Linked DNA regions of Homo sapiens: region 2 is linked to region 1. The links are chromatin contacts, found by Hi-C or POLR2A ChIA-PET in ENCODE. All regions are on one chromosome and are shown on one strand. Each heading gives the region's core, a stretch centred on a gene start or an enhancer-like site at or near the end of the contact. The rest is flanking DNA. Distances are from core to core; before and after follow the strand shown. Region 1 holds the start of C11orf91 (chromosome 11 open reading frame 91). Region 2 overlaps ABTB2 (ankyrin repeat and BTB domain containing 2).

The links. A loop is a pair of places that touch in the nucleus more often than their neighbours do. ChIA-PET counts read pairs that join two places held with the same protein, here RNA polymerase II (POLR2A). Pooled maps may share reads with other maps.
Region 2: a map of ascending aorta shows a loop between it and region 1 (3-fold over the local background). The contact joins the enhancer-like site here to the promoter of C11orf91 in region 1. A Hi-C loop is called at or near these places in 4 of 168 maps with a recorded cell type or tissue (CD8-positive, alpha-beta T cell, ascending aorta and naive thymus-derived CD4-positive, alpha-beta T cell) and 6 of 50 pooled maps. POLR2A ChIA-PET finds 5 or more read pairs at or near these places in 1 of 52 experiments (activated CD8-positive, alpha-beta T cell).

Annotation. Positions count from the first base shown.
Region 1 is chr11:33,699,392-33,702,091 of GRCh38, forward strand. C11orf91 (chromosome 11 open reading frame 91) reads right to left here and starts at 1,435. Exons shown (of 2, transcript NM_001166692.2): 1 at 854-1,435. The coding sequence starts at 1,349. RefSeq lists silencers at 1,101-1,190, 1,371-1,610.
Region 2 is chr11:34,249,882-34,252,643 of GRCh38, forward strand. The region is part of intron 1 of ABTB2 (ankyrin repeat and BTB domain containing 2); the gene reads right to left. Among named protein-coding and RNA genes, the nearest start is that of ABTB2, 110 kb to the right of the region's middle. RefSeq lists a silencer at 1,301-1,595. Within about 2 kb of position 1,295, at least 13 of the 41 ENCODE cell types and tissues checked have a DNase peak (open chromatin) inside an H3K27ac peak, as active enhancers do; they include ascending aorta, where a contact is called at or near this core.

The DNA of each region.
Region 1 (2,700 bases), core at 185-2,684:
GAACTATCTGCCCTTCTCCAGTGGTCAAGGACAAGCCTTAGCCAAAACAAGTGATGGGAAAGACAAAGTCTGCAGGACAACCTACCGCTACTGAAAGTTCTACTTTGCAATAGGTCCTTCTTGGAGTACAAGGCATTTAACAACTTTACCCTCCAACAGGGAGGAGTCATTCAGCTCGTAGGCTGAGGGATCCTGCCCGCATCAGCACACGTGGTCCAGAGCCCTAAGACTTCAGACGTAAGACCAGATATCAGCCCAGGATCCTGGTGAGAGAACTACCGGCGCCAAGGCCACAGAGTCCCAGGGGGGCTGCCCCCCAGCATTGAGAAGTGGAGTGTCCCAAAGCTGCCCTGGAAACGGCCTTGGGCCTTGTGGTTCTTGCACAACTCCCACCTCCCCCTACAGACAACTGACAGTCACCTTACTTCACCTTCCCCCCATGGAGAGCCCCGGTTTAGGACCGAACATTAAAGCTTAGGGACTGTCTGTGGTGGGTGGAGCTCCAGAGTACAGGGTAGGAGGATGACTGTGCAGGAGGATTAAAGTTCAGGACGGGGTGGTGGCGGATGGAGTTCCAGGTGTGGAGGCTCAGAGTCCAGATGACCCAAAGGGTTTAGGACGGAGGGAGGATGGAGTTTGGGACTAAGAGGCTCATGAAGTTCAGATCTGTGGTGGGGGGAGGAGTCGGTTAAGTCCAGGATAAGGGAGTCTGGGTGCTAGGGGATAGATTTTGGATCTGGGACTACTGGGGGCTGGAGTCAAACCAGGCTACATTTCGGGTCGGGGCACGGAGCCAAGGAGGGAGCTAGGGCAGGCTAAGGCTGGGCTCGGTGGCCCTGGCGAGGTCACGCACAGCTCTGGGAGTCGAAGCCGTCCCCAGTGATGGTGAGCAACTCCAGCTCCTTAATCCGGATCTCCAGCTCGCAGAGCTCCTCCGGGTGGGAGGCAGAGGCGAGCCTGGGGGTCGAGGGGCAGGGGACCAGGGGCGAGGCAACCACCTCAGGCCCCGGCGGCGGTGAGTAGAAGAAGCGCAGAGGCTCGTAGGGGATGGAGGCCAGGCCGGAGGGCCAGGGCGAGGGCCAGGGGCGCTCGCTGGAGGGACCCAGGCCGGGTGGTGGCGGGGGCGGGGGCGCCGGGGCGGGGAGCGCCTGGGACAGGGACCGGGCCCCCGCCGCCCCGCCCACTGGCGCCCCGCCCGCCTTCAGCGGCACGAAGAGCTTCTTCCAGATGTTGAAGTCGCTGAGCGGGGACGAGGAGATGCCGCGGTCGTACAGGGACGGGAAATAGAGGGGCGGAGCCGACCGCTGGCTCATGGTGGGGCTGTGGCTGCCGCGCCGCCCCTTTGGCATCGTTTGAATGAGGGTCTGCGTGGGAGGAACCCCGCGCCGGGAGACGCGCGCTCAGGCCCCGAGTCGCCGGGGTTTCGAGGTTCCACAAGCCCCGCCCCGATGGAGCGCGGCCCCACCCTTTCGCCTCAGCCCGGCCCCTAACAGGCGGGGTTCCAAAGCCCGGACGACCACGTCCCGGAACGCGGCCCCGCCCACCTCGGCTGGCCGCACCCCGCAGTTAGAAAGCCACGCCCCCTGGCTCGCCTCGCCTCGCCTCCCGTCCCTCGACTCCGCCCACCGCCTCGCTCTTGCTCTGCGACCCCGCTGGCTTCCGTTGTCATATCCCAGCATACCCTCATCCAGAACAGGCAGCGGGCCAGGGCTGCAGAAGAAAGCTTACTTCAGGCTTCCTCTCTTTCTCCCATGAGGGAGAAAAGTATTTCCTAGAAACCTGGCCCCTGCACCAGCAGACTTACCTCATTGCCTCACTGGCCGCGCCCACAGCAAAGAAGTCTGAGAAAATCAGTGTCTGATTTTTCATCCACTACTGTGGGAGGCAGACAAAGGAGAAGAGGATTGATTGGGAATGGCTGTTAGAGCCAACCTATGTATCTGCCAAACGTTAGCAGTGTTGAGGAAGATTCTAGAAAAGGGGATCCTCATCTGGTTTGTAATAGACCTGAAGGAGTGTTTTCAGTGAAATGCAGTTTAGTTCTCTTCCAAACACAGATATCACCAGGAGCTAACAGGCAACGAGCTAACCACCAAAAGGAAATCCTGTCCGCCCTACCTCAAATACTTCACCCATTGCTTATGAGCGATTTGGACATTTTGTCCAAAGGACATGACAGCTCATTTATGTGAGTAACCTGTATTAGCCATAGACTGAGGGGAAATAACTAATACATTTTCTTGAGAGCCTCTGCCTAATGATCACTGGTATGACTAGTGATGGGTGGAGGGCAGTTAAAGAGTCAGTATCAGCTTCACAAGTTAAATATATATATGCATATGTATCTGCACACACAGTGCAAAGTGTGTGTGTGTGTGTGTGTGTGTGTGTAGCAGCAAAGTGGAGAGAGTCAGATATTCAAGCTGGGTAGCCTTGGACAAGTTGCTTGACTTTTAAGTAGGTTTTCCATAAAATAGAAATAAGAAAACCAGGCTGCCTCATAGGGTTGTGATCAAACAGAAGACGGAACAGTGTGTGTGTGAAACACTTGAACTTGGACACTTTGTCCAAACACAAGAGGCAGCTGTCCCTACTAAGGGGCATGTCTGAAACTGGGAAGCTTTTTCTTCCCACACTGAGCTTCCCACACTTAGTTGTCACACGCAGTATTTGCTCTCTGACTTTGGCAGCCACCCATCA
Region 2 (2,762 bases), core at 45-2,544, 550 kb after region 1:
TCACAAAGCTTGTGGCCTGGCTGTGAAATGAGACCTTGCTGGTATAGAGTGGTCTACATGGCTCTGGCAGAATAACCCCAATGGTGCTCAGTGACTATAAAAGCATCCCTGGGGATCTGGTGACACCTTGAGCTGGTCCTGGAAGATAGAGCTGGGAAACTCAGGCAAAGATTGATAGGAGTTGGGATTCTAGGGAGGAGCCAAGGCAGAAAAGCACAAGCTGCCTTGGAACTGAAAGAACAGGGGTCTTGGAGAGCTGGGTGTTCTAAGAGCACAGAGGAGGGAAGGCTGGCAAGGTAGATGGAGGCTGAGGGTATCTAGGCATTAAGGACCTTGTATCTTCTGGCAATAAGTAGACATTGAAGGTTTCAGTGCAAGAGCAGGGGCAAATGAAGACTCCCCAGTTCTTCTTAAGGGGCCATAAGAGTCCTCTAGTACAACCAGACTGCAATCTGTAGGGCCAGGGAATCATCCCCAGCACCCATGAAGATGTCTGGCATGTAGTGCATATGCAATAAATACTTGCTCAACAAAGTGACGATAAATGTGAATCTTGAAATCTCTTCCTTCCTTGCCCAAATAGCTTAGTTTCTCATGGGAGAAAACAAGTGGAATTTATTGACATCAAATGGCAGGGTTGTGGCCAACTGCAACAATTTTTCAAACAAACCCTAGGATAAGCTTTCTGCAGAAACAGAGATAAAACTTCATCCTGAAAGAGGAGCGATGCATGTGGAAAGTGAACAGACATGGCAGAAAGACGCTTCATCATTCTAGTCTCCAGAGCAATTCCTCCCAATCCTCAGAAGCCTTCACTAAGTTTCCCTCCCTGAGAGAGAGAGCACCAACCCCAAACTTCTTTCTGCGGCTACAAATGCTCTGCTCCCTCTAATAAAGCTAAAGTTGCCATTACTGAGATCCTACCAGGTGTGTAAGGCACTTTGCAAATTACCTTCTGCCTATTTAATCCTCAGAATAACTAGGGGGGTAGAAACCATCATTGCCATTTTACATATGAGAAAACCGAGGTTCAGAGAGGTTAAGTAACTTGCCCAAGGAAGCACAGCTAGTTAAAGGCAAAGCAAGACTCACATCCAGGTCTGTCTGCCATCAAACATGTGTTTTTACCCCTATATTTACTCCTCCTTCTGATCTCTCAGGCTACACCCATGGAGTTGGCAGGTAGAAGCTGGTGGGCTAAGAGATAAATCTTCTACCCTGGCTTCTTAATAGGGGCTGGCCTGGCTGTTGTAAAGGGGAAGTAGGAGGAGCCTCTCAGAGGCAAGGAGAATGGCTCCTCCCATATTCTGTGACAACCAACACCAAAATAGAGCGGGTGAGGCTGCCCATGGGCGTGGGCTCTGCACCCTGATTTCAGAGGGCATCACTCAGCTGTGAATCATGCCTTAGTGACAGGCAAGGAGCCTGCTCAGACAGCGCTGACACTGATTCTGCTCTGGCTGAGTGACAGCCCCAGGGGAAGAGGCGGGGCTCATCTCCAAAGGGGGACCACACAGAGAAATACAGCCAGAAACACAGCTCCCGACACTGTCTCAGGCACCAGTGAAATGCTAGGGTGGCTGGCTCTGTTAAAGGGACCCTGTCCTCCTCCTTCCCCTGGGCCAACTGTTGACCGGTGTCCATGCCATGCCCAGCAGGATGTCAGCTATGCTGGGGGAAGCCGCGCACTCTCTGAGCTATAAGAGAGTACATGGAGGGTTCTTTACTTTCTCTCATTATCTGACGTGCATTTGTGTAAGACTCCTGAACTTTTTTTTATTTGCTGGGACCAGGTGCAATGCAAAAAGGTGAGTATGTTCTTCAAGTCAGAGCACTACACAGATATAAGGAATTACAGTAAAGAAAGTTAAAATGGAGTGGAGGACACAACTGTTCCTCAGGAAACAACTAAAGCAGAATGTGAGGCTATCTACAGAGACATGAGGAGTGATTCACCGCAGACTAAAAAAACAGGAGCTTGAACGATAGAAAAAGATCCAAATCATTCCTGGTATTGTTTTCCTCTTGTGCTCACTGGAAATCTGCAGCCAGTGGAGGAGACTTTCCTCACCCAGTCCCATCCTGGGAGTCACAGTGTTTAGGGCACTCAGGGATCTAAGCTGCCAAAGTCAGCCCCACCCCACTCCCATCCCCTCCACCCAGGGGCTTGCAATCCCAGGGAAGAGGAGAGTTTCATGAAAGCTGCAAAACTCACAGCAAGGCCCGGATGGTGGTTCGGAGTTCATGCTCCAGGGGTTCATGAGGCTGAGCTGAAAGGAAGTCACCTGACACAGCATGAGCCCCCACACCAGAGCTGGCCAGAGCCCCACGACTCCATGCCTGGGAAAGCCGTGGCAGGAGTGACAGCGAGGAGGCCAGATGCACGAGCCTCTTCCTGAACCATCGCATCTCCCCACTTCCTATCAGCCTTTTCTTTGGACTGGCCCCATCTCTTCCCTGGCTTGGGGCTGACTTCCCTTTAGGAATAGGTGTCTTTGGAGCATCCAGGCAGCTGATAATGACCACTGCTTAACCAGCCCTCCTCAGTCACAGGGGGAGAGTGCCATCTGGACATCATGACCTCCCCACCACCGCTGGGCATGACCCTAAGAGAAAGACTAGATTCCTAACCTGTGCTAGGGCATCTCCTGTGCCACTCCCCCAACCCTCCAACCTGCCTGAAAGAGAGGAGAGCAGGGAGAGAGAATGGGGGGAAGGGTGGGGCCAGGAGGGGGATTGGGAGACAGCCTCCTGGTCCTGGT